Linked DNA regions of Mus musculus: regions 2, 3, 4, 5, 6 and 7 are each linked to region 1. The links are chromatin loops, found by intact Hi-C in ENCODE. Cell type or tissue: heart. All regions are shown on one strand.

What was found. Peaks named below come from ENCODE experiments on the same cell type or tissue, not always from the same donor. Only the 100,000 strongest peaks of a DNase experiment are listed, where the experiment ranks them.
Region 2: a loop joins it to region 1, with 2.2 times the contacts of the local background. A loop is called at or near these places in 4 of 42 quality-filtered maps.
Region 3: it touches region 1 in a loop (14-fold over the local background); 16 of 42 quality-filtered maps call a loop at or near these places.
Region 4: a loop joins it to region 1, with 5 times the contacts of the local background. A loop is called at or near these places in 4 of 42 quality-filtered maps.
Region 5: a loop joins it to region 1, with 6 times the contacts of the local background. A loop is called at or near these places in 5 of 42 quality-filtered maps.
Region 6: it touches region 1 in a loop (2.7-fold over the local background); 4 of 42 quality-filtered maps call a loop at or near these places.
Region 7: a loop joins it to region 1, with 9 times the contacts of the local background. A loop is called at or near these places in 20 of 42 quality-filtered maps.

What each region holds. Positions count from the first base shown.
Region 1 is chr5:91,515,712-91,519,711 of GRCm38, reverse strand. It overlaps Parm1 (prostate androgen-regulated mucin-like protein 1), which reads right to left and starts at 2,012. Exons shown (of 4, transcript NM_145562.2): 1 at 1,755-2,012. The coding sequence starts at 1,797. In heart, a CTCF peak has its summit at 2,172 (motif pointing left); DNase peaks (open chromatin) are centred at 551 and 2,081; H3K4me3 peaks cover 2,383 bases; H3K27ac peaks cover 1,919 bases.
Region 2 is chr5:91,627,252-91,631,251 of GRCm38, reverse strand. No RefSeq gene overlaps it. Among named protein-coding and RNA genes, the nearest start is that of Gm36222, 79 kb to the left of the region's middle. In heart, no CTCF peak of the experiment used is centred here; a DNase peak (open chromatin) is centred at 1,571; H3K27ac peaks cover 2,138 bases.
Region 3 is chr5:91,949,764-91,953,763 of GRCm38, reverse strand. Rchy1 (ring finger and CHY zinc finger domain containing 1) reads left to right here. Exons shown (of 9, transcript NM_026557.4): 5 at 506-550; 6 at 653-711; 7 at 797-823; 8 at 1,823-1,943; 9 at 3,900-4,000. Among named protein-coding and RNA genes, the nearest start is that of Rchy1, 11 kb to the left of the region's middle. In heart, a CTCF peak has its summit at 2,161 (motif pointing right); no DNase peak of the experiment used is centred here.
Region 4 is chr5:92,116,344-92,120,343 of GRCm38, reverse strand. It overlaps a transcript of G3bp2 not described here. Among named protein-coding and RNA genes, the nearest start is that of Uso1, 20 kb to the left of the region's middle. In heart, CTCF peaks have their summits at 740 (motif pointing right) and 2,251; a DNase peak (open chromatin) is centred at 2,343.
Region 5 is chr5:92,001,496-92,005,495 of GRCm38, reverse strand. No RefSeq gene overlaps it. Among named protein-coding and RNA genes, the nearest start is that of Gm46915, 14 kb to the left of the region's middle. In heart, a CTCF peak has its summit at 2,284 (motif pointing right); no DNase peak of the experiment used is centred here.
Region 6 is chr5:91,577,597-91,581,596 of GRCm38, reverse strand. All of the region lies in intron 1 of Parm1 (prostate androgen-regulated mucin-like protein 1), which reads right to left. Among named protein-coding and RNA genes, the nearest start is that of Parm1, 62 kb to the right of the region's middle. In heart, no CTCF peak of the experiment used is centred here; a DNase peak (open chromatin) is centred at 2,456; H3K27ac peaks cover 316 bases.
Region 7 is chr5:91,859,311-91,863,310 of GRCm38, reverse strand. It overlaps Gm36357 (a long non-coding RNA gene), which reads right to left and starts at 1,570. Exons shown (of 3, transcript XR_389335.3): 1 at 1,414-1,570. In heart, a CTCF peak has its summit at 1,700; no DNase peak of the experiment used is centred here.

The sequences.
Region 1 (4,000 bases):
GTCTCTGAAACAGCAGCCACCTGGCTCTGGGGGAGGGGATTGAGCAATGCTTGTCTCTCAGCAGAAAACAGCTGAACAGTAAGACTAGAGAATCAACCAATCAAGCATGCGCCAATCAGTCAATCAATCAATCAATCAATCAATCAGTCAGTCAGCTAGTCAGTAAATCATCTTATTCGAGCTTCTTGTTAGGATTAATCCGTTTTTGCTTTTGATTTGCCAGCTTTTGATTTTGAACAGAGATGTTCAAAAATATTAAGGAAATAAATAAATACATACATAAATACATAAATAAATGGATAAAGGGGCAAAATCAATTCAGCAAACAAAATCTATCCATTAGCCAAGTGCATGTTTTCTAGGCTTCCTGAATGGGTTCCCTTCCGCATCCGTTTGTAAACATCTATCCTTTGAGGACCAGGGAACTACCTTTGGCAGCAATCCAGCTGAGAAGGCTATTGCACTTTCATATCTAAGGGCTCCTCTCTCAAGAGGGCTGCGCCACGGAAGCCGAATGTTCCAGAAAGATCCGCAGGCAGGTCTCCAGACCTTGCAGATCCCGGAGCAGAAAGGTTCTCTCAGACATTAGCATGTAGGGAAAACACCATCAGGCTATTGGCTCAGCTGGGAAACTTTCCCATAAACTGTCTTATCCTCTGAGAGCCCCAGGGAAGCTTCTAGCTTCTTTTCAAGGAGTTGTGACTTTCCTTGAGTGGGGGTGGGGAGGCACATTTACAGGAACCCAGGCAATTCAAGAGGGGAAACACACGGACTAAAGCTTGAATCTCCAATCAGCTTGTACTAGGAGGCTTCGGGGCATTCTTGGATAAACAGACCGGACTACTCTCTTGGGTTACTCTCCCCCGCCCACCCTCAGACCCCGAGTATAGTCCCGAATCCATAGTCCTTATTGGGCTACGTTCTTCCTGGACAAAAACCTAGGTACCCAACTCCAGAAGGTGGTGCCTGGTTTCATCTCTGCAGCCCGCGGGTCGGCTTGGCTTGAATGCCCAAGGTCGTGGTTGCAAGTAGTCCCTAGACCCGGGTGAGATAGATAGACAGACCCGGATGGGGCAAAAGGGGGTGTGTATCCTACTTTTACCCAAGTTACTAGTTTCATACAGAGGGCCACAGTTTTGGAAGGCTCTTGGCCACAGTAGACCTGCAATCTTCAAACAATGATCATAAGCTTGACCCTAACCTGGGCCGCTGCCCCTGTGACTTGTTTGTGCCGCATCATCCCTGAGCCTAAGTAAAAGGGACGCCCGGAGTTCCAGAGACCTCTAAGTCCCAGAGCGCTAACCAGTCGGGTTGAGCGCACTCCATGATGAAGCCCTCCTAGCAGCAGCTTTGTCGGACCCCTGCCTGGCCTCTGTATCCCACGTCCGGACAAACCACTGGCAAGAAGTGATGTCTGGGGCTGTAGCAGGTGCTCCCCGGAGACCCCAGCAAAGGAGAAACCACAGAAACCTTTCCTCTCCGTGCGGAATTCTGTGTTCTAAGGCGCCAGCTAGCCGGCCACCTGTTTCACAGAGAACGAATTTGTGGGGGGCCCAGGATGCCACAGCAAAGACCCAGACGTCCCTCCCTTCCAGGACTGCCAAAACCGCACACCTCAAATCTAAGTGCGCACACCCCTGCAGACCTACCACCCTCCAGTGGTGGCTTATTTCTTGGTGTCGCCCCTCTTCCCATCAGCCGGACCCTGTGCTGCCTCCCCCATGCCCCGCTCTTCCTAGGACCGCGCCAAGTACCTGCGGTGAAGATGCAGAGGGCGATGAGCACCTTGCAGACCATATTACTCTGGTGCTCGGTACCGAGCTGGATGCGACTAGAGAAGAGTTTCCTGGGTCTGACCAAGTGCTTCGGGGCACCGGCAGCTCCTCTTCGGACCGGGTGGGCTACGGGAGGAGCGGGGACGCCAGGCGCGACGAGTCCAGGCAGCTTCGGTGTCTGGCGGCGCAAGGCGAAGTGGAGGTGGCGCGGAGAGTCAGCTGTGTGCCCTGCGGCGCCAGGCGCACTTCTGCTCCATCCCAGCTGCCTGAGCCCAGGGCCCGCCTGCGCCGTCGCCAAACCCCTCCCACCCGGCCCTCCTGCGAGGACAGGGCCACCCCCTGGCCTTCTCTCTCCTGGCGCACAGGTCCCAGGAGTCCCGGCCCAGAGCGGCCTCTGCTGGACAGCGGGAGCTAGACTTGAGCTTTTAGTGGATTCAGCCACAGCTCAGGGAGCTTTGCACTGTCCTGGAAGCTAAGGCAAAACAAAGTGTGAGTGGGTCCCTGCCGTTAGGTCGCTTATGAAAACTCCTTACCCTTAGAGAGGCGACCTCGAGGTCACCTCAGAGAATCAACACATTTCTTTCCAAGTATGGGATGAAGACCTTTTCCCTTCATTTCTGCAAACAGCCTTCTGTGTACATTAAACTCTCACCGCACTTCCTGGTGCCTATTCAACTTCCTAGCCAGAAGAAATACCACTATCAGGTGATATATATGATCCCCAGATAACTGAACCAGCCGTCTGATTAGTTACTATGCTAAAGTTCCTTCTACTAACCCAGAGACATAAACCTTACTATTTCCCAGGTAAGAAATCAAAGGCATTAGAAATTAAGGAATGTGTCATGTTCATATAGTTTGTAAGAATTGTTTGTACATCAGGCCTATGAAAACAATGTAATAATAATAATAAAATAAGTTTTATGTAATAATAATTAGTGCTAATAAACAATAATAACAGATAACAATAATTTCTGAGAAATGGCAATAGGCTATGTGTTGGACAATGTACATTCACATACTACCCAAGTCATTTACTTCCCGTAGTATCCTCATACAGGCAAGTATCCTCATTTTCTGGGTAGGAAGTAACTTTAAGTTTAAGTGCTTGCCCAGGCCTTATAGTTAGGGAAGGGTAATCAGATCTTTTTCACCGGGGGCTCCTTCTCCATATTGAATGCCTCCCCAAAGATCAGGGCTTCTCCAAAGTGGAGTCAGACCTGGCCTTTCATTTCATTCTTTTTGCGCCCCCTGCACCTCAGACATTCATAGTCCTCATACGGGCTGCATGCCACATCCTTCAGCTTGGTGCAGTCTGAACCTGGTGGCCCCTGGTCACTAGAGCTGACAGTTGTAAGAGAAAAGGGACCCTTCCTAAGGCATTGGAACATTTGGTGCCCTCAGCAGCTCTGCAGAACTGTTTTCCTGTCGTTTGGTGTGTCGTCTTCCATCTTGTAACAGGACCCGCTCTCTCTCAGCCTGGGTTCATCACTTTAGCAGCAGCCAGGCCAATTCTCAGCCTCACCTCGCCAGCACCACTCCCAGATCTTGGCAGTACTTTCGCAATAGACTACACTGGGCTCATAATTGTCCTTCTTCTCTATACATGTACTGATTCCTGTCGGTATAGGAAGCAAACGATACTGCAAGCAAAAGCTGAACTGCCTCTCCTGCTTCCCTGGTTAGAAGAACTGGCAGACGCAGAGTCTTAAACACATTCCCGGAAGCCTTCTGGCCTCATGTCCTTCCCGTGTCTAGCCAACCTGTGTGATTAGGAAGCTTGTGGACATCTGGGCTTTGCTTGTCACAGAGTCTGCAACCACACATGGATAGAGCTTGGTAGTGACACTCTTTAAGGCTGGTGCTCTTCTTTTTAATTTTTAAAAAAAAAGTTTATTTAATTTTTTTTATTCCCCTCCCAGCCCACCCTCTGACTGTGCCCCATCCCATACCTCCTCCCCATCCCCCTGTCTCCAGGAGGATGTCACCACCTCCCCCTCCCCTCCACCAGATCTCTAAACTCCCTGGGGCCTCCAGTCTCTTGAGAGTTAGGTGCATACAGTCCTCTGCTGTATACATGTTGGGTCCCTCATATCAGCTCATGTATGCTGCCTAGTTGGTGGTCCAGTGTCTGAGAGATCTCAGGGGTCCAGGTTAGTTGAGACTGCTGGTCTTCCTACAGGGTCGCCCTCCTTCTCAACTTCTTCCAGGCTTTCCCTAATTCA
Region 2 (4,000 bases), 110 kb before region 1:
GTGGGGAGTCCCGTGTGGACCCTTGCGGGTGTTGGGCAAGACTCTGCTGGCAAGGTAGCCCGGGGCTCGAGTCTCGAGTCGAGCGGAAGGGACTTGTGCCCCAGATCAGGCCCGGGTAGCCTGCTTCCCTATGTACCGCAGTCTCGAGTTCCGCGCGATTGGATTGGGGCAGGCACTGTGGTCCACTCACCAGAGGTCTTAGGGTCCCGTGGGGAGTCCTGTGTGGACCCTTGCGGGTGTTGGGCAAGACTCTGCTGGCAAGGTAGCCCGGGGCTCGAGTCTCGAGTCAACCATTTTTCTAAAGTGCAATTTTAGGGGTCAAGCTTTAACAGGCAAGCCTTTGCAGAGCATTTGAGATCCAAACTATTATACCCCAACGGATTTGCCCTTCAGAACCCATGGTGAGATTTACTCCTCTTTATGACGTTGTATAGTGATAGTATACACAATCTGTCTATGTTTCTAGGTAGGGCCTAGGGGAGGTGATCAGGATTAGAGGAAGTCACTAGTATTGAGCCCTCATAACTGAATGTTGCTGCCTTTTGAAGAAGAGACTAGAACACACACACACACACACACACACACACACACACACACACACACTCCTTGTCTTTTGCCATATGATACCTTATGAGATGGCGAGACTGAGTATGAAGGTTATCACCCAATGTGGCGCCTTGACCATGTTATCTCAAGAAGTGTGAGTCAAAATGGACCTCCTCCCAGCGTTCCTAGCCTGAGGTGTTGTGTTACTATATGTGTTTCCACTCTATGTAGAAATACACTGTGACCTTGAGCACAAGAATAGGATGTAGGCAGAGACACCACAGAAACTGCCAAGTGACCAGCCCTGGGGATTGTGCTGCCTTCAAAAGACCCAAAGCATCGCCAAGAGCAAGAATTACTGTGTAGGGCCTCTGTAGAACCCTTTGCTATAGGGAGGACCTTGCTTTCATGCTGAGTACCCAGCTCTAGCTGCAGGCTATCCCACATAGGTAGACCTGTCTGATGGCTGGCAGAGTACAGGTACCCAGATATCTGTCATGGGATGAGGATTCTGCCTGGAAGGGCCACAGAGCATCGATTCTGAAGACCATGGGTCAACACTTCCTCTGCCTGACCACCCTGCCACCTGTGTCCACAGGCTATTTTTCTAAAATAACACGTTTGGCCCTTAGCTTCTTCATCCATACTATGGGAGATATTAATAATATCTGCCTCACAGGGATGTTAAGCTCGAATCCAGTGCTCAAAAACAGTATGTGGCTCATGGTAGGTGCTAAGTAAGGAAACAGTATCATTACTGTTCTAAGGGAGGACAAGCTGACACAATGGTGTACCTTTGGGTAGTATCAGGAGTGACTCTGCTGGGGACTCAGATAGGATTCCCATGGATATCAGGGAAACGAAAAAGTTTATACTGGATTTCAAGAGCCCACGGCCCTGTGCTGGTGTCCTCTCAGTACAGGAGGGCAAGTAGTTTCCCCCTAGAGAAGATAGCTTGGCAGACAGCAGGAGTTAGCACAAAGGTGACAGTGCCAGGAAGGGAACATGTGCTGGGGAGCTGACCAGGCTTGTTGTTGGCCACATGCCAGACCCCTTGAGATTGCTCAAAATAGCTTAGGGGGGCCGGTTCAAGGGCTGGAAAGTCCCGTGTTAGCAGGAGGTGGCAGGGTTAGGCTTAGTCTCTTGTGTGGAAAGAGCTCTGATGGCAGACAGTTGGTTTGAGTCCCAACCCTGACAGTAACTAAACTTAAACTATCGGGAAGGCTAGTTCATGTTATCCATCACTGAGCATGTGGACAGATTTAGTGTATTGATGAATAAGCTTCACATCTTAGCATTTGCATGAGAAAGGGAGTATGACCTCTAAAGCTAACATAGACAAGCCCCACCAGCATCTCAGCTACCCAATGTATTGTAACCACTCAGTTTATTGGTTCACAGAGAAACGGACTGCATTTGTTGATACAAACTGATGCTGTTATCATGCAGTGAGATGTTCTGGTGAAGTGAATGTAGCTGGCTCTGCCCTGGACAAAGATGAGATCCTTTAAGGGTGCGATGTCACCTCTTGAAGCTTTCCTTCCACAAGACCAGTGCCTTTTGATTCAGTGCTCTCTCACAAAGCTCAAATGTTAACTATCCAATTGTAGATGTGTAAACTGTTTTAGATTGGATACTAAATACTTGAAAAGATCATGATTTAGTGTTGACAAATTGTCACATAAGGAAAGATATTGATTTGGACATTAGAACTTAGGAGTGTGTTAATGCAAGTTCGAAGCCAGCCTGGTCTACAAAATGAGTTTCAGGACAGCCAGGGCTATACAGGGAAACCTGCCTCGAAAAACAAAACAAAAACAAAAACAAAAAAACAAAAAAGAGTGTGTTAATGCTACACATTCTTTGTGTGTTAATGTCTAGTTTACGGGTGTACCTGTGTGTGCTTACGTGTGTTTAAATGCAGGAGGAAGTCAGAGGTTGTTGTCCGGTATCTTTCTCTATCACTCTTCATCTTACTTTTGGAGACAAGGTCTCTCTCTCTCTCTCTCTCTCTCTCTCTCTCTCTCTCTCTCTCTCTCTCTCTCTCTCTCTCCCCTCCCTTTTCTCCTCATCTTCCTCTTTCCCCCTCCTCCTCTCCCTTTCTCCTTCCCCCCTCCTCTTCTTCTCCCCTCCTCCTCCCCCTTCTTTCCCCCTGTCCTCTGACTCTCTATGAACCATTTTTGCTAGACTGACTATCCAGCATACCTTCAGGATCCCCCTGTCCCTGACCTCCAGCTCCAGAGTTACAGACATCACCACCATTCACAGCTTTTACGTGGGTGCTGGGAACCAGGTTCAGGTTCTCACGCTTACACAGCAAGTACTTTGCTGACTGAGTCAGCACCCTAGCCTAGCTATATATTCTCATTAGGCGTCTGATTACTTTTAAATTTAAAGCACGTTCTTACTATCTCCATTCAGGAAAGCCTTTAAAAAATTTAAATAGCTCAACAATTTATTTATTTTATTTATGTATTTGTTTTATCTTATGATCATTAATTTTATGAAATGGTTATCTTTTTTTATTTTTCACTGTTTATAAATGGCTATCTTTAAAAATTGTGTGTGTGTGTGTGCATGTGAGTGCAGTTGGCCAAAGAAACCAGAAGGAAGTGTCAGGTGCCCTGGAGCCAGAGTTATAGGCAGTTGTGTGCTACTTATCAAGGGTGTTGGGAACTGAAATTAAGTCCTCTAGAAAGGTATCTTTAGGGCCTGAGAAACATCAAATAGGAATCTCCTGTTGCTTTTGTGCCCAAGGTAGGTCTTCAAGAGGTCACGACTCATGGGTCCGTTGCTTGTCAGAGTGAAACAGCTGATCAGGAAAAGCTTTGCCTTGGTTTATGTTTTCAGAGGTGTCAGCCCATGGTCCTGTTTCTCATGGGACAGTGATGGGAGTGGTAAGCAGAGGAAGACGCTCACCTCTTGCAGCTGAAAATCCCAAGACAGAGAAGGGTCCCCCCAAATCAATGACCTAATTTCCTTCTACTGGACCCCCACTTCACAAAGATCTCACAATAACCTCCAGTAGTACCACAGACAGGAGACCAGACCCTCAATACACAGCCTTTGAGGGATGCATATTCAGATTATGTCACCCAGAACAATCAATAGAAGGGGCTTGTTCCACGTTTGGAAGCCATTCCTTAAGAACCCCTAGCAAGTCTTTGATGTTGTGTTACTGGTAGCCAGACAACTAAACAAACCAACCCAGTCTTAGTATACATTCATCATTTAGTCAGTAATGCCTAGGTGGTCTTTGGCTATCATGCTAACACTTCTGAAGTGGTGATAGAGGATTAGAAGCTCAAGGCCAGCTTTGGCTACGTAGTGAGTTCAAAACCTGCTAGGACGCTATTAGGCTCTGTCTCAAGGTTAAAAAAAGAAAAAGTGGAAATAAAACTTCCCCCAACCCCCAGTTTGCAGCTGGTTCCCTCCTCCCCATTGAACAGACTGC
Region 3 (4,000 bases), 430 kb before region 1:
TAAATGGCAGGGCTGAGATTATAATCTAGAATTTTCAATTCAGTTTTTGAAGGAGTTTTCTCTGCATTAATCTCTTTTATTTTAGAAAGCTATATATGTTCTCTTATTATTTTTAAAAATTGTTTAGCTACTATTCACTGTTTAAATGTTAGTAAGGGATCCTGACTTGTACTGAAAACAAGAGAATCGTCTGTGGCTTAGTGTTTTCCCTTATCTCCTTGTATATATTGCCACGATAAAAACTCCCACTGCCGGGATTCTAACTTAGTTGTTCACCTGTGGAAGTCAGAGGACAACTTGCTGGAGTGGGGTTTCTCCTTCCAGCATGTTGGTTCCAGGGATTGAACTCAGGTCCTCAGGCCTGGTGGCAAGTCTTTACCCACTGAGTCATCTCATTGGCTCTTTTAGTCAGTTTATTTTATTGTATTTATGTATTTTATTAATGCTGTTATAGTTGACATTTTTATTTTTTGATGCTTTTGTTAATGTAAGATTCTCCTTTCAGTGTATTGAAAATGTTTCCCGGCAGAATTGTCCAATATGCTTGGAGGTGAGTGTGGAATATTTTTTCACTTTGGAAATCTCCTGTTTTGAATTTGAAGTACTTTGTTAGTGTCTTTATGTAAACACTAATAACTTTCTTTCCTCGTAGGACATTCACACCTCCCGTGTTGTTGCTCACGTCTTGCCGTGTGGGCATCTCCTACATAGGTAAGCAGATGATGTTCTTCCTGCTCGAGGTGTGTGCACATCATGGAACTTTCCTTTTACTAAAACGTGCTCTGTTTTCTTTCAGAACGTGTTATGAAGAAATGTTGAAAGAGTGAGTTTTTGATGGATTTAAAAGCTTACAGTTTAAGATTTGTTTTCTGGGAGAGGGTGGTGGGGTGGGCAGACATGATGGCCAGGTCCACTGTGTGGGTGTGGTAGATACACAGATGGTGGTGAGGAGAGAGGTGACTGCTGTTTAGTTGGGCGTGGGGTCTTGGAGAACAGGACTGCACTCTGCTCCCATGTCCCTATTGTGCCTCCTTCCTCCCACAGCTCGAGGCAGCAAACCCTCTTGTTTTCCATCCACATATACTGGGAAAGCGCAGAGGAATAGGGTCCAAATTTTATCAATTCAGTATATTGATCCAGCAGGGAACTGTAGAGAAAACCAGTCAATTTTCTATAAGACTGGAACTACAGTACGATGAGAACTAGGAAAGAGTGGAAAGGTGCTTCGATTCCACTGATGAATGAACAGAAAATTAATACCTAGACAGGGAGCAACTTTTGAAAAATTTTAGAGAGGAAGTAGTACTATGATTGGGATAAGTTTTAGAAAAACCATTTCTTTGCATCAGTGTCCTAAGAAATTAAATTGCTTAGCTAATGAATAGTTTTATTGGTAATTTTAGGGAAAGACATAGTCCTACAAAGAATATTGACTACTTCTCTATTTTAGAGAGTTAAGGATAAAGATGTGCCGGGTGTTGGTGGTGCACACCTTTAATCCCAGCACTCGGGAGGCCTAGGCAGGAGGATTTCTGAGTTCGAGGCCAGCCTGGTCTACAGAGTGAGTTCCAGGACAGCCAGGGTTACACAGAGAAACCCTGTCTCGAAAAAACCAAAGGGGGGAAAAAAAGGATAAAGACATATGATTTAAAAGTATCATAAGATGCTAAATGTAATATTTGGTTTTTTTAGAATAGATTTTTCAGTTTCCTGAGACATTAACTTGAATTTTAGACTAATACTCTGGAGATTTACGTGCTAGTGAGCTGTGTCTTCTTAGTGAGCCTGAGTTGATGCGGATCCCACTTACTATCTCTTGCAGAGGTTACAGATGCCCATTGTGTATGCATTCTGCCTTAGACATGACTCGGTACTGGAGACAACTAGATACTGAGGTAGCACAGACTCCCATGCCATCCGAATACCAGAACGTGACTGTTGACGTAAGTAGAATCCATGCTGAGAACTTTTTAGGTTTCTTGGTGATATCCTTTCTTACTTTTGCCTCTTTGCTTAGATTCTAAAAATTACTGCTTTGACCTAGTGCCATTTTAATTAATTAAAGCAGGGAGAAATGATTTAAGTAAATTTTTTTATATTGATATCAGACCAGGGTAGGAAAAGCCCTAAGAATACCTCTGTGTGGTTTCTCTCAACACTAGGTGGCAGGCAAATACTTCATTATGAATTTTTGGCAGCTTACTTGCTAGAGTCAGAAGTGGATCATTGATGTTTTATTTTATTTGGCCTCATTTAAATTTTCAAAATTCTCTTTCAAGAGACTGTATTTGCTGTGTTTTGAAAACTACCTTTGGGTTTTAATGTTTACTGCCCTTTATATTCTGTTGCAGACTTCATTTCGTCTCAATTAGATTATCCTTTGACATACAGAAAAATGAGAGGGTTGCTTTGTAGCTTATTTTCAGCATAGTATTGAGTTTAAATCAGAGTTGGAAAATAATAGCTTTTGGATGTCTGAATAACATTTGGACATACAAATGTTCTAAATGTCTACAAATACTTCAGAACACAAGGATGAAACAAAGCCAAATAATTATTCTAATATTGGATATGTACCTCAGTAGGAGGGAGGTAGTGAGTGCAAGGGTCTAGATTTGATCCTAGCACCATAAAACAAAACCAAAAACCTTTCTGGCTTATTTACTCTGGAAACTTCCAGAATTAAAGTTGAATTGTTGCTAAGGACAATGGAAGATTCCCTTAGATAGTATCTGATAGTTGTGATGTTCACTGGAGGCTGAAGTTTACTGTGTTCGTGTAGATGCTTGCTTTGAATAATAGCTTTATGAAGGTATACCTCACATACATTGGAGCTCATTCCTTAAACGTGTACAAGGCACTGACTTAGTGTATTTATGGAGTGTGCAAACAGCACCACAATATTAGAATATTTTGCATTTATAAAGAAACCCTATGCTAAGGAGTGAGACAATGGCTCATTTGGTAGTGTGTCTGACCTCCAAGCCCAATGACCTGAGTTTGGATTTTTTTTTTAAGATTTATTTATGTGTATGAGTACACTGTAGCTGTACAGATGGTTGTGAGCCTTCATGTGGTTGTTGGGCTCAGGTCAACCCTGCTCACTCTGGTTGGCCCAGCTTATTCCGGCCCAAAGATTTAAATAAGTACACTGTAGCTGTCTTCAGACTCGACAGAAGAGGGCGTCAGGTCTCATTATGGATGGGATTTGAACTCAGGACCTTCAGAAGAGAAGTCAGTGCTCTTACCTGCTGAGCCATCTCACCAGCCCCAAGAGTCCTTTTCTAAATTGTGCTAAGACTGCTGCATAGTTATATATTGATCTATTTGCAGATGAACACTTGCCTTCTGGGAATCTTAGCATCAGAAAAGGTTGAGTCCTTGTTATCTTAGGGATATACAATAGACTCTGACTTCAGAACTTTGATTTAGAAAGTTTTGTTTTTGAATTCATTGCTGAGGCATAATAAGCCTAAAAATTAAGCAAAATATTCCAATTTGTAGAAATTTCAGTTTTATTAATTAAGGTAAATTCTGAGTGCCAGTGAAAATAATGAAATCATCGTGTGTGTTATTTTGTTTTTTAAATATTAAGTGTTTGCCTAATGATAAGTATAAGATCTGAATATATCCATGTTAATTTGCTTGCTTGTATTATGTATACTTTTAGGAGCTATTTTAAGTTGAGTGTTCTGAGCTCAGATTCACATTTTCATTTTATGAATTCAAAGCCATCCTAATAACCTTTAAAATACTCACTGGAGAAAAGACATTTTCACTTCAAAAATGCTTAGACATACGTGTATTTTCACATCTTTCATATGACTTTCAAGTGATTGTTAATCAGGCAGTGTCACTTGTAGTTACAAGGCTTAAAACTTTTCCTCTTCATTTTTCAGATTCTCTGCAATGACTGTAATGGACGATCCACAGTCCAGTTCCATATCTTAGGCATGAAATGTAAGCTTTGTGACTCCTACAATACTGCCCAAGCTGGAGG
Region 4 (4,000 bases), 600 kb before region 1:
TGGAACTCACTTTGTAGGCCAGGCTGGCCTCGAACTCAGAAATCCACCTGCCTCTGCCTCCAGAGTTGTTGGGATTAAAGGCGTGCACCACCACGCCCCGGCACCTCTGACCCTCTTAAAAGGATCAGGGCTCTGCAGACTTTTCTGCATGCGTCTCCATATTCAGTCAGGCGTCCATCCTGGCTTTCTGACACTTCTTCTCTTGTGAAGTAGTTCTGTGAGGCTTGGGTGTCTGTCCTGTTGGAAGAAACAGCATCGAGAGGGACCTTCAAGTCAAAGAAGGGGCGACTGTGACATATTGGGACATCTTCAGGGATGTAGTCAGGAAGTGCTCATGGCAGCCTTTGGGTTCTGTAGTATGTACGGGAAGTGGGAGCATGTGCAAGTGCCTGCATGTCTGTCTGTGTGTAGTTTCCTAGTCTTTTGCTTAATCCAATGCTATTTCTCTCTCCGTGATCAGCTTTCTCTGGACTCTTGGCCTCTCTACTATAAAGCCTACAGTTGCTTTGCCTATGTAGGCCCCACTCCAAGCTCAGCAGTGGCTCAGAGCTCAGCTCCCTGTGAACTCAGCCCCATCCTCCTGGCAATCTGGGTCCAATCATAAGCCCTGCTATCATTTCCTCTGTTAGTTTTTGAATGTAAAGATCTGAGGATTTTTAGTCTAATCTATCTTTAGATTTTTTAAAAAAAAGATTTATTTATTTATAGTGTATACAATGTTCTGTATGCATTTATGCCTGCACACCAGAAGAGGGCACCAGATCTCATTATAGATGATTGTGAGCCACCATGTGGTTGCTGGGAATTGAACTCAGAACCTCTGGAAGAGCAGTCCGTGCTCTTAACCGCTGAGCCTTCTGTCCAGCCCTAATCTGATGTATCTATCGTACAGTGAACATGTTTTGGACTCATCAGTTTTATGTGAATGCAGTACTAATTGGTATCATTTCTAGTTACTCCTGACTTCTGTCCTGAGCTCTTCATGTAGACTGCCTCCCTCAGCTGCCCCAACTTACCTGCTTTCTCCTTTTCTGTCTATTTCTTTGTGTTTTGAGACAAGGTGTCACTGTGGTCCAGCCTGGATGGGAATTCTTTTGTAGGCCTTAAGATTGTGATAATCCTCATGTGTCAGCTTCCTAAGTGCTGGAATGATAATTATGAGCCACTATGTCTGGCTTCATCTTTGACATGTTGTTTTCTGGGAACTGAGGATCAAACATGTGCTTCCCACATCCCAGGCAATTACTATACCAGTGAGCTGTGTCTGTAGCCCTCAGCCCTTTTCATGGAGAAGGAAATGATTGAAGAAGGGCAGTAAGTAACTGTGACAGGTGACAGAGCACAAGGACCAAGGTTTGATGGGGGATTTCTCCATCTGGCCTGCACCCTGTTCCCCACCCCCTTGCTTTTCCACTTCAGCCTCTAGTTATTGGCTGCTTCCAATGACCATCTTCACTTCACTTACTTTCCCAGCTAAACTATCATCTTTGTGAAATGGGAGAACTAACCAGTAGGATCAGGGATCCACCTAGACAGAGAATTTCCTCAGTTGTCTCTATAGTGTCTCAGAGCTAAGTGACCATGCCAGAACCCTTGGGAACAAGGAGAGATTGAGACTGACTTCCTGCCCTCTTGGTCTCTCAAGTTGGGTTTTCCAGTGGCCTAAAGCTTAGCCCAGACCAGCTCTTTTGAGCTGTCATTCATATAAGCTGTCTTAAAAGAGAAGTAGCAGGCTGTGCATCACACTTAGCCCAAGGCCAGCATATGCTGAGATGTTCAATACAGCTTTGCTTTTACTTTCCCATACAGACTACCTCAGCTACTTTTAGCTTAAAACTGAAGCCAGAGGTCATCAGAGCTGATTTGTTTTTTCCTCAAGTTCGAATCCAGGGTGAGGTGACAGAACTGCAGTACATTGTGACTAATAGGTTGGAAGCCCATGGGACAGATGACACTGACAAAAGAAAGAGTGAACAGTAAAAAGGAACCTTCACATTTTAAATAAAAATGAAACGACACGCTTCAACTTTGTAGAAATGATTCCCACAGTCTGTGCTTGTGTCCACCCGAGCATGCCCAATCACATATGATCTTGGAAGCTAGGCAGGCTCCGGCTTAGTTAGTACTAGGATGGGAGACCATCCCCATGGAGGGCATAACCTGGACCATAATATTAAGTGATTCCATTCTGGCAGATGTCTGTTCCCTCTCCTGCCATTTGTCTTACGTTGACTGCTGCTCTTTCATGTTGGCCTCTGGGAGGCACTGTTTCCCCTCTAAATGTGGACCAGAAGGCAAGACTCAGCAATCACAGTGCTGGGCTCTGGCTGCTAGACTTGAACCAGAGCAGCTGTGAATGACGTCACTGTTGGTCATCTGCTGTACACGCCAGGTTCATCTTCGGCTTGCGAGGAGTGTCTCTTGTTGACCGTTACTGGACTTTGTGAAGACTGGCTTTTTATTCCTGTCATGTAAAAGTCATTTGCCAGCCGTGTTGCTAAGGGCTGTCGTAAAATTTCTCAACCAAGTCCAGAGAGGGAGATAGCTAGTGTTCTAGCTTGCTTTTCCATTGCTGTAATCAGCACCTTGACTTCTGAGGGAAGCCAAGGCAGGAGAACCTGGAGGCCGGAACTGAAATACAAACCTGTGTACTGGTCTTTCCCCTCTGGCTTGCTCAGTTCATACCTTTCTTATATAACCCAAGCCCACCTGCCCAAAGATGTTACTGTCTCTGGTGGTCTGGGCTCTTCTACGGGGATTAGCAATTAAGCAAATGTCCCACAGACATGCTCACAGGCCAGTAATTTTAAAATTGAGTTTCTCTTTTGCAGGGTATGGCTAAATTTGGGTCAAATTGATAAAAACTGTCTATAACAGGTAGATAGCTGATTCCTCAAGACTCAGCCAAGGGACAAGGCACGGGAAACAGTCTTCACGGCCTTCCCAAGGGTTCCAGGGCCTTTAGTGTTTTGGTTTGAAGTAGAAAGGGATGCTTTCTTCCTTTCAGGGAAACTGTGGCAGTCCTGACCCCTCAGTAAATGAGGCTTGGCTTGCGTATACATTCGAATTTACTATGAAGTAAATTTGTATCTCACTCATACACTTGCTGGAAAGCAGCCAGTAGTCGCAGTAAAATTCAATTAGCTAATTCGTTAAATTAGAATGTTTACATTTTTATTTTCAAGATTCAGCATTTAGTGTAGGATCCCAGATCTTCCTTCACTCAACTCAGTTGTGCTCCGAACAAATTCGGATTTAACGGATGTTTGGCAGGACTAAGGCCCAATCTTCCGTTTTAAAAACTTGGTTCATTAAACCTTAGTTTATAATGAATCCTAACACTAATGAATCTTTATAAAGAAGCTAGGAAAGGCTTCTCATTCGTCGGTTTCCTAATGGCTTTCTTTGATCTAACCTGTGTCAATGTGTTGTTTCTTCTGGGATCAGAGTCTGTATCATTGTGTCTGTCTTTTATTACATTTTTCTCCAATAAAAAGTTATACTTAGTTACTGGGCTTTTGTTAAGTCTTTATTTGTGTGTGTGGTCTGTGTGTACGTATTAGCGTGGGTGTTTACACATGCTAAAGGTAGACTTAGGTTATCTTTTAACCTGTTGCTTTCTACTGATTTCTTTGTTTGTTTGTTTGTTTGGTTGGTTGTTTTTTGAGAAAGGGTTTCTCTGTGTAGCCCTGGCTGCCCTGGAACTCACTCTGTAGACCAGGCTGGCCCTTGAACTCAGAGATCCGCCTTGCTCTGCCTTCCAAGTGCTGGGATTAAAGGTGTGCGCCACCACTGCCCGGCTCTGCTTATTTCCTAATTTTAATTTTACTTTTATGTGTATGGGTGTTTACTGTGCACTTCTGTCTGTGTACTGCATTCGTGCTTGGTGCCCTCAGAGGCCAAAAGAGGCCAGTGGATCTCTTGAAACTGGAATTACACATGTTTTGGGGCTACTGTTGTAGGTGCTAGGAATAGAACCCTGAGCTATTTGGAAGCTTAG
Region 5 (4,000 bases), 490 kb before region 1:
CTCACTTTGTAGACCAGGCTGGCCTCGAACTCAGAAATCCACCTGCCTCTGCCTCCCGAGTGCTGGGATTAAAGGCATGTGCCACCACACCTGGCTCTCTGATATCGTTTTTGTTGAGTGTGTTTACCTCAGAAAGAAACCCTTAACTCTTCTACTTGTATAAAAAGTTATGTTCCCATATTTCTTTTTAATAGTATGACGTTTCCCCTCTTCTTAGCTTCAGGCATGAAGTAACGTGAGACTGCCTTACTGCAGCTCCTCTCCCTATAACATTAGTTTTGGACACCTGATACATTACCCACTGCAAACTTTCTTCAAAACAAAAATATCATTTTACTTTGGTTTTTGTGGAAACTTGTCTCCCCCCACACTCTGCCCCGTTTTGGAGCCTTCTCTAATTCTTTCATTATTTACTTTGCCACGCAAGATCATTTCTTGTAGAAGTGAGAAAGATTCCAGTAAAATTCTGGGAAAGCTCTGTCAGCAAGATAGGATCAGGGAAATGAAAACATTGTATCTCAAGTCGCCACATTTCCCCATTTCTACACTAGGGTAAGCCTTAGTCAGTGGACAAGAATATCCTAGTGTCACTGCCGTGGTGACTTTTCCTTGTCGCTCAGGATTGGGAAGCAGGGCATATTAATTAATGTATTTCTCTACTAGAGTAGCACCAGGAATAGCAGCTGAAGGCGGAGATACCATCCATAGTCTCTGTGTAGATAGGCTAGACAGCTTAAAGAGGTTGCTATCTATAAGAAAGCCAAGTGATGTTTGTGACATAAATTATGGTTATGATTATTGACAGCAGAAAACAATTTGTAAAACATTTATTTAGATAGATGAAGGCCCAGTGGCTACATGATCCGATCAGATTTCCCATCAGACTTGTCGGCTCACAATTGTCTATAACTCTAGTTTCAGTGGATCTGATGCCCTCTTTTGGCAAAATACCCATACACATAAAACAGGAAGTTTTACTAGCTTATGTGAGCTTTTGGTGTATAGACTCCTGGTCTGACTTGCTTGCTTATCCACTTCTAAAGGAAGAAATGAGAAGTTCCCTTAGTCATTAAGCAAAGTTTCAGTCAATGGCTACTGTACTGATTTTCTGCTAAATTCTATTCCCTTAATTATCAGAAATAAAGGGAAATGGGATTATGCTGAGTGGGTTGTGTTAGTAGCAACATATCTGCAGAACTGCATAGCCTTTACAGTGTGGTGAAGGCGAGGGTAGATGTTGGAGGAACAGTCATGGTGGGCTCCAGAAGTCAGTATTTGAAGCTAAAAAGGTTTACAGGAGAGTTCTGTGAGTTCAAGGTCAGCCTACATGACATGGTCTTACCATGTCCAAAAAAAAAAAAAAGTATGCTTCATTTTAGTTTTGAGTAATTCTGCCAAATTTTACTTCAAAAAGAATCTAGGTAAGTAGATATTTTTTTCTTACATTACATATTAATGTTTTTGTTACCTTAATTTTATGTGGTGAGCTGGCGTGTAGCTGCTGGTAACCAAAACCAGGTCTAGGAGAGCAGTCAGTGCTCCTTACCACTGAACAAGCTCTCCAGTCCTTAGCTAAGATTAATATATTTTCTTTATTATATAATTTATAATTATAAAATTTGTAGTACATTATAATTTATTATATGTTAGTAAATTTTATTTCAGTTTATCTGAACTCTTTGATTTACACTTTCTTGGCTATTCCTCATGTTAGCAGTATTTTTACATCTTTAAAATCTGTTTTTGTATGTTCAGTGGCTATCTAAATTCTTATGAGTTAAATATATAAAAGGCTTTGAAAACAGAGATCAAAGCATATTTGGTCTTGAATATTGGAGAGTTTTCTCTGTAGATATTTTTTTCTACCCCTAAAAATAAAGGGAAATGTCAAATGCAGGTAATATTTGTATATAATATGATTACATCATATTGTTATGGGTCAAATATTAATACAGAGAAATGCAGTCTAGTCAGAAGAAAGAAAGGACAGAGCCCAATTCCTCTCTTGGGTCTTGGGCAGAAAATAGGATGAAAATAAGCACTTCTGGACTGAAGGATGATGTCACTGCTGCACTGAAGGATGATGTCACTGCTGCACTGAAGAGATGATGTCACTGCTGCACTGAAGAGATGATGTCACTGCTGCACTGAAGAGATGATGTCACTGCTGCACTGAAGAGATAATGTCACTGCTGCAGGACTGGGCAGAAGTTACTGAAGAAGAGTTAATTACTGCAGCTGGCTCTGTCCTGGACAGCTGTATTCTGCCAAAGCATATTCCAGGAGGTGGCAGCAAAGTTCTACTCACAGAAGCCATATCCACCCCAAGGGGGAAAGTTACAATTTGTGATGAGTTTTATACAAGTTAGTGTCTGTTCCCTTTTGTCCATGCATCAGAAAAAATGGTCAGTTTCTATTTTGAATTATATTTAATCACGTGTGTATGTACACGTGTGTGAGTCTGTGTGTGGGTATGTACATGTGTATGTGTGTGTGTGCCCGTGGACATGAGTGGCATCAGAACCTCTTCAGTTGGAGTTAGAGGTACTAGGAACCTAACTCACTGGGCTATCTCTGCAGAACTCTTTTCAGTATGTTGATGCTTTTGATTTTTCTCAGGGCACAGTGTGGTAAGGTGAAGTTAACCACCTGAGTCATGGGATGGTCCAGGGGATACTGTAATGGCATCAGAAAGACCCACCAGTGCAGGGGTGCTCCCTGGCAAGGACTGAGAGCACACTTCATCCAGGCTCAAGAGTTCTGAGTACAAGATGAAGGGTTGGCACGGTTAGGAAAGTCAATTCCTTCCCAAAATGAAGCTGGGGGGTGGGGTGGGAGGGGGAAAGGGGGGGTGCCTGAAGGCAGAGTGACAGGGATGCTGAGCAGACCATGTGAGAGTACCAGTCTTACCAGGCTGTGAACATCTTCAGACCTGACTGGAGACATGGAAGCAGAGGTAGAATGTAAGTTGGTCCTTATAGTGAATGGACACTGGAAAGAGAATCCACGCTGACCATGGCTCTCTCCCTGGACTGTTAGTTTGTACAATGTAGCCTCAACTTTGAAGGCAGTTAGCAAATACAGCTGTCACCTGTCCACCAAGAGTCTCAATTTTAAAAAATGCACAGCAGAAGTTTTTTTCCATGTCCTAAAACAAAAGTCTGGAAAAACAAGACACTGATGACACCTGCATGGGGGTGTGGGGTGGAAAAAGAGGGAAGTGTCTGTAATATGGAGACTGGAGGGTTTTAAACCATGGTTAAAACATATTTCTATGGCTGTTCCTGACAGCTACTCCTGTCCCAAGCAGAAGAGTGTTCGGTCCTTTGAGTGAAGGAAAGTGCAAAAGGCATTTCCGAAGTTAAAATGTTCATTATGTGTAGACTATACAGGGAACGACTGTCTCTTGTGCACTGGCTCTTGAATGTCCTGATTCTTCAGGGAGGACTCTGGCACTAAGCCACACTCCTCACATGTAGACATATGTCTTGACCTGGCCTTGCAGAGGGGTTTTGCAAAGAGGATTAGACTCAGAGTTTTAAGAAATACTTACTTTTAGTTTTTGTATATGGGTGCTGTGCCTGCACGTGTGTATGTGTGCCGTATTCACACCTGGGGCCCACAGAGCCCAGAAGAGGGCGTTAGATCCCTTGAGACTGGAGCTATAGACAGTTGTTTGTCACCACACGGTGCTGGAAATTGAACCCAAGTCCTCTGTAAGAACAACAAGCCATCTCTCCAGTCCCCATCCCACCCCATTATTAAAAAGTGATTAATGTTGCTAGGATAAGCCTGAGAAACTTTAAAGTTGTGTGCTTATTAGACATGGGCTTCTCTGTCTCTAGCTACCATTCCAGCTTCTCCTCTAAAAACACGGAAGGGGAAATTGAATCTGCACTGAAACGGAGAAAGGTTCCTTTTAAGTCTCCTGAAGGGTTGAAAGCACTTGCCAGCAATCCCTAACTATTTTATTTGGAAGGAATGTGTGTGTCTTCCCTTT
Region 6 (4,000 bases), 62 kb before region 1:
TGGAAATTGTAAACATCATTTGTCAGATTACCTTTGGCTGGTCTACTTCAACAGTGGTGCTTGTGGTGCCTGCTATTAGCAGGGCACCCAGGTATCAAAACAATATGGGGAAGGAAAGAGAGAGGGAGGAGGAGGGAGGGAGGAGGAGAAAGAGAGGGAGGGAGGGAGGGGGAGGGAGGGAGGGAGGGAGAGAGAGAGAGAGAGAGAGAGAGAGAGAGAGAGAGAGAGAGAGAGAGATTGCTTCGCATCCAAGAAGTCTTTCCAAAAATTCAGCTCTTTTCCTTCCTGAATGTAGATCTTTAATATCTCCCCTTGGCCTTGCTGTGTGCAAAGCCCTCTGCTCTTAGGGCATCAGGCTTCGCTTCATATACATTGTCCATTTGTCAAATGTGCTATAGACTGGGGCAGGCAAGCAAGTCAAATGGACAAGTGAAATACTGAGACAAGGTACTCATTTTATTTATTTATTTATTATTATTATTATTATTACTTAGACAGGATCTCAGTAAGTAGCCTTGGCTAGCCTGAAACAATGTAGACCAGGCCAGCCTTGAACTCACAGAGATTTGTCTGCCTCTACCTCTTGGGAGCATTAGGATGTCATCCTTTAGTTTTCTTCCTTCCTCTCTAACGGCCTCCTAAACTTCAGGTTTGAAGAGAGCACCACGATGCTATGCTTAGAACCTGATGAGCTCCACCTTCTAAGGACATCTAAGTGAGAGCTAGGCTTGTCACTGGCTTGCATGCTCCAGGCTAGAAGTACAGAAGCAACATTTGTAGCTTAGGGGGTGTGGACCTCAAGGCCAGATCTCCTGAGTCACGTGATTCCCCTTGTTGAAGCTCAGTTCCCCTAAGTATTAACCTTCTTTCTGACAAAAGTTATTTCTCTGGGAATATCCAGCTTTTTCCGAGATGGAACTGAGGGGAAGGTGGAAGCTGTGGATTGAACCTGTGTTCAGCACAACCCTCCTTGTTAGCAGGGATACAGGAAAGGCCTTGTGTTGTAGTTTTTTGGGTCCTCAACACTGTCACGGATATGCAGGCCACCCAAAGGAAGTGGGAACCATGATACCGTCGCGTCCCTGGGTAAAGAATGGAAACCCAGTCATCGCCAGGCTACCAACACATGTGCACACTTACAGCTTGCACAAAGTTGTAACTTGCAGAAGACTGGAGTGAGGCTAATCTTATTTCCAGCCGTGCTATGCCTTTGCTGTGCTTCCTGAAGTCTGAGTGCTAGAAAACAAATCCTTGGTGTAGCTGTGTTGGGAGGTGGGACCTTTGATGCTGGCATTGTGGGTTAGTGATGGTGTGGGTGGGTTTCCGGTGAATACATACGTTTGGCTGCAGTCCTCTCAAGATCCCTTCTAGCATGTACCTGCATGCATATGCAGATGTGTGAATATGTGCGTGTGTGCATGTGCACATGTGCTGTCACCCAATCGCCCTCCACCATGGGGAAGACCCTCCCTCTGTCACCCGTTCCCCCTCCACCATGGGGAGGACCCTCCCTCAGATGCCAGCACCTCCACTGTGGCCTCTCCAGCCTCCTGAACTGAAGCAAAGCACTGGCTCTTTATAAATGACCCAGGCTGTGGCACTCTGTTGTAGCAGCGCAAAGCAGATGTAGATAAGGTATTGTCAAGGTAGCCTATTAATATTGCAGGGGTGAATCCCATTTGAGAAAAATTGCCCATAATGAAGTAAATCAGCTGCGATCAATAGGCAAGATCATGCTTTATTTAAGAGGTGCCGTGGGTAATGAATTTTCATCAAACACTTCAAGTGACAAGGGAAATGGCCTGTTTGAAGAAACTCTGTGACAAATCCTCATTTAATGTAGTTAATCACCTCCCAATTTGTTACCTGTGCCAGAAGCGTTCAGACTTTTAATTTCCCCTAAAATCCCTGCCTCTCTTCTGCCTTTGTTACCTAACAACCCTCACGATTCCAGAAAGATAACAGCTACTTTCTCAGAGTTTGAATTTGTGCCTAAAATGATTTTAGTTATTACTCAAGCACACACAACCACACAAACATCTTGTGTGCCCCATGTATGCACGGGGGTACGTGTGTGGGGTACCTGGTAGAAGTCGACCTAAGGTATCAGTCGGAAGATCCCCCACAAGATCAATTAGTGTGCTTTCTTGAGACACGGTCACTTACTGGATCTAGAGCTTGTCCATTAGCCAAGGGTAGATGGCAAGCAAGCCCCAAATATCCACTGGTCTGTAACTCCTCAGCTCTGGACTTACAAGAGCACAGCACTGTAGCCAGCCATTTTATGTAGGTTCTGGGTATTGAACTGAGGTCTCCTTGATTCTCAGAGACTTGCACTTTAACCCAGTGAGCTTTTGCCTCAGCCTCCAATGCTCCACTTGTTAACCAGCCCCCAACTGCTGTCACCATGAGTGTCTCTCAAGCACCTGGAGCCCAGGCTCCTCTGCTAATGACCCCTTCGCACTGCCAGCTGGAAGGAGTCGCCGGAGCTGCTGCTGGAACACAGCATACTCTGATAGAGTCTTTGGGACCCATCACAATGTGATTCTGTATCCGTGGCCGACACAAGCTATTAGACACATCAGTCTGGAAGGACAGATTCTGGCAACGTGAGCTAAACTGGAGAAATTTTGGAAGCTATATAAAAACTGGCTCCGTTCATAGCTCAACCCAAAGAATAACTTTGCTTTGGGTATACTTAGAATTTCTAAGTACTGTGGCTTAGTTCAAAAAGGGAAGAAAGAAAAAAGAACTGCCCGTATTCAGTCTTCTGTACCGCTTTGCCTCTTGTATTCTCATGTTCCCTCTGGCACTAGTGGGATTATGGGGTGACACCCTCATCCCTGTGTAATCCAAGGCAGAGTTTCACAGACATCTGAGGTATCTTTATGTGAAAAGCACTTCCAGGTCTGAGTACGCAGCCTCTGTTCCCTGCTGCCTTTCAGGGGTTTGTGTTGATACAAACCAAATCCCCTGAGCACCCTTTACTTCAGCCATAATCCTTTCCCCCTTTTCAAGTTCTAATCCAAAGTTTGCAAGAGGCAAAACTGTGGTTTGTGTCCAGAGGTTTATGACTTCCAGGGGTGTTTCAGGTCTTTAGTGAAGATCATCGTTTTTTCCCCCTATAGACAGGGAGTTATAGACGAGAGGAGTTCTTACGGGAACTCCTTTGCAGCAGGGTGAAATAAATCAGTAACCCCCCTCCCTTCTCTCCTTTCCCCTCTCCCTAAACAATTCAGAAAGGAAGGAATATTTGGGCCCAGCTCAGCTGCACAAATTCCTCATATCATCACTCATCGAGGGCAATGACTGGCTCGTTCTTTTAGGTTGTGGGATAGACACAGGTCCTCTGGTAGGGACTCTGATAGCCAGGCTATCAACATGTTCAGAGGCTGTTTCAGGAGGACAGATACTCATCTTATGCTGAAAGATCCTTCCCTAGTTAGGCCTCGGCAGGCTAGGCAGGAGCTCTGTGGCTGGGTACAGTTGAGGCTGTAATTGCATTCACAGCTCTTCGTTCCAGAAAATCTACCTTTTTCTGAGTCCTTATCAAATAATGATGTATAGAAAGGCCAAAATTATTCTTTCCAAGATCAGAAATGGCATTTCTATTTGCTGTGTAATTGAATCAAGAGCACTTCACTTTGGTCTCCTATCTCATAAGCCTGTTCTTTGCCTCTCTATCCAAGCGAGAAATAGCAAACTACATAAGACACGAACAAACTTTCTTTAAGGATGCAGAGATCAGTTCTGCCTTGACGTGTGGAATGTGCCTGGTGTTAATTTGGTTTCCATTTCACAGCAATAAAGTGAAGCTCAGTTTGGGTGAAGATGACTGAACGAGGCAATGAGAGGAAAAATCTCTAAAATGATAATAAGCAAGGCCAACCCTCCCGTCTCCTCACCACGTGAGCCCATGTCTTGCTATGCCAGCCACAGACAGGACATTTCTTCTTGGATGGCATTTTATCAACAAATTCAACACATCAACTGAGTATCT
Region 7 (4,000 bases), 340 kb before region 1:
CAAATGAGCTGGGTCCTCCCACCATCGATTGTTAATCAAGGAAAGGCTGCCACGGACTTGTCTACAGTCTGGTGGAGGCAGTGTCCCAATCTGAGGGAGGCAGCCCCTCAATTCTAGTTTGCTCTTCCCAGATGATTTTAGCTTGTCTCAAGTTGAGGGAAAAAACTCTAATCATCACACTATGTTATGTTCTAAATGTTTCTTTTGTCTTATGTGTATGATGTTTTACGTGTGTGTTTGTGCACCACACGCACGCCCAATGCCTGTGGAGGCCACAAGAGGGAGTTGGATTCCCTGGAACTGGAGTTACAGATGGTGGTGGGTGTTTGAAATTGAGAACCTGGGTCCTCTGGAAAAGCAGTCAGTGTTCTTAACAACCAAACCATCTCTCTATCCCACAAAGTGTGTTTTAAAAGGCTTCCACTTAATGAAGGTGTGGATTTCAAAAGTTTGGGGGGGTGTTGGAGTAGGGGGGGAACAAAGACTTATTTACATTACTTAAGCACTTCAAAGTTTGATATTTAAACTAGGTTAAGAGATCAAAAAGACCAATCTAGACTGCACACGTAAAGATGGGAGTCACTGTGGCCCATATCCATGCTCCATTCGAGGTGAGATTCTGCAGTTCTTCTGAGCAGGTAATGGAATCTATAGAAGTAGTTTATTAACTGCCACATGGCTCAGCTGACACTTATTAAGGTTCAGGCCTGTGAATGGTACATTCTAGAGCCAGGCAAGTTAAAGACACGAAGCAGCCTAAATCGGAGCTGCTGCTGCTAGCTGAACCACAGATCTGAGCAATACAGGAAGTAGATAGCTGTGTCAGGGTGAGGGCATGGTGACAGGCACCAAGTGTGGAACAAGACCTAACCTCTACCCAGGGCTGACTCTATGTCACACCAAGTCACTTCATCTTGATGACAGCACTGCTATAGGGTTGTAGATAATAGGAGCACTGCTGGCTTCTGTTAGTCACAGGCACAAGGGACATCTCAGCCAAAGTCCTGCAGATCATTGGATAAAGACCACGATAGACAAAGCCAACTCCCTTTACAGACCTTCTCCACCGGGGTTTCTCAGGAGGGACTGATACTGTCACTAGACAGAAGTTCACAGCACTTAGCTTAGCTTTTGGATGTGAAAAAAGCCGGAAGCAGAGCGTAAACAGCAGGGTCTGGGGTCCCATCACATGCGTGCTGAGCTGGATTTGGACCTCAGATTCAATCCTCTTATCCCCCCCTAGGAAGTACTGAAGGCATGAAGAATCCACAGACTTACAGTGTGTCCAACGTGGCACTGGCTTCTGCCACCACTGGGATTGCTGCCAACGTCTTCTCAGGTGGCCTTTCAGCAGGCCTTGATTATCTTGGAAGCCCTGGTTAACGAAGCCGTGGGGATCAGGTTCCGTCTTACCTGTGTCTGTGCCTCTTGCATCTGTTTTCCTACTCACATCCAATGAGAGGAAGACAGGAGTCTCAAGAGAATAAGGAGGGTGTTCTTCCACATTAGTGACAAATGTCTCCTCACGTCTCAGCTGGAATACCTTAGGCACCTATGTCTGAGCCATCCTCCAGCAAGAGTACGGGATTGCTCTGACTGGCTGGAACTAACCAGGCCCCGCCCAGGAGCTGCAGCTAGAGCTAGTGTTTCCTCAGCTGCTCACCTCCTCTGCCTCTGGTTTACTGTTGCTGTTTCAGCACTAGAGGGTGACTTAAGCTCAGGTTTGCCCTAACTCTGCTCTTGTAGTGTTTAGAAAGAATGATGAGAGTGCTCTATCCCACAAGCTTCTACCCTAGGCCAGTGTCATCCTACCTCTCTCTTCTGCAGTCACTGGGCTGTGGTTAGAATAGGGTGGCATTCCAACTCTGCTCCACACCAGGCAGAGACCAGCCTCAAAGTCCTATAGATGATTTGACACTTCTCTTCCCCCAAGCAATGGTTTTCTTTGTGTTATGCTTCTTTGGTGGGGAACAGGCAGGGGATGGACAGGAGACTTCCCGGTCTGTAGTGCTGGAGCACTGGCTCACACCTGGAGCCTACATCCTACCAAGAATGGTACAGCGAATAGTCAAGTTCAAGGATCACATGGCTGCCTGCTGTTGAGGAAGACTGTTGGCCCCAAACTGCAAACTTCTTCCATTAATGTATCTTTTTTTTTCTTTCACTGTATTAAAGAAAACTAGGCCCTGCTGTCACATCTATTTTCTTTTGCTCTTAGGAAGTTAGGTCGGAATGTGAGTAGCTATGAATATCATAGGGAGATGACTGCTGGATGGTGTTTCTCATCTGGCTTGCTCTGTTCATGGCAAGATCTACTCTTCATATTTAAAGCGTTTGAGCATTGACACAACACAGGGAGAGAGCCATAGGGACACAGAAATAGGATGAGAGTGATGTACCTACCAGCCAAGGAAGGTCAAGGGTTGCCAGGAAACAAGCCAGATGAGAGAATCTCCCTCACAACCCTCAGAAGGGTCCAGCTCTGTCATTGCATCCCAATGTCTAGTTCAGCCAGTGGCAACACATTTCTCTGTTGAAGACACCTCGGTTCAGGTGATATGTTATTACAGCAGAGGGGACCAGCACAGCTGTGTGCAGGCTCTGTACTTCAGTGTGGCCGAGAAGGATTCTATCTCATTACTGAATTTGTTCTTCAGCTGTGTTGATCCAGCTGTCCCCAGCCATTTGTAGTTTCAGACTTAAGATCCATGACAAGTTTGCTTTCAGAATAGTCTGTCTTTATTCCACACATAGAACAAATTGGTGTTTCTTTGCCTATCTGATGCTTTTATTTCAAGCTGGATTAGAGGGATTAGATAGAATTAGGTCTAGTTGGGGTTTACATATTAAATGTACCAGATAAGATTTTACTCATCGATGAGTAACAGGAATCACAATGAAGTATGATTTATGTAAGTATTTTATTTTTTAAGTTATGAATTTAAAAGTGTATAAAAGTGAATCTAGAGTTGGCATTTAGGGTCCTGGCTTCTTTCATCTTAGTATCCTATAATTCTGAGCACACAGACATCATCGTTTTTGGAGGCAAGATGGCTGCTTCACTTCATTGCATTGGACATTCTTGGCTATGAGAAAGAATGCAGAGTTTAAAAGGGAAGAATGGATGTCTATGTTATGCAGTCTCTGATTGAATATGACAAAGGTTCAAGATGTTTGAAAGATGAAGTTTATGGCTCATATTAATGACTGAGCCATCTCCTGATCCCATAAACACATACTCTTAGTATATGTTTCTGGCTCTTCTTTAAATCAAAATAGAAACTCCATTGGAGGAAAAGATCATGTTTTTAGTTAGCACAAAATTAGTATGTAGCCAAACTTTTGGCTACTCTGTGGATTCTTCTTCCTTCCACCTTTCTTCATCCTTCTTCATCCTTCTTCAATCCCCTAACACTAGATGGGAGAGGGAAAAAGATAGAGGGGGAAAGATGTGACCATTAGACTAATTCCTTCTGACTAGGGCTGTCCAGTTCCTTGATCTTCACCATCAGAGTATCTAATTTCATTTTCTTCCCATTTCTTCTTTACTCCTGACTACTTAACAAACTGCATCCAACACCAACCAACAGCAACCAACCAACAACCAGCAACCCACCACCTCTCAGGGCTCTAGCATTTATATACCTTCTGAAGATTCCTCGGGATTCCAAATGCCTCACACTCACATAAACTATCTGCAGCTGGCAAAACCATGCCTCTGCTAGAGCACAAGGCAATCACAGTCAGCTGCTGTGGACAATCTGAAGCAGCCCCTATCCTATGCCTGGGATTAAAACAGACACATGTTCTTATAATATTTCTGTATTAAAAAAAAACAAAATTCTGATTACAGTAGTAGATTTCCATGTGGCTTTTTCTTTCTTTCTTTTTTTTTTTAAAGATTTATTTATTTATTTATTTATTTATTTATTTATTATATGTAAGTACACTGTAGCTATCTTCAGATGCACCAGAAAAGGTCATCAGATCTCATTACAGG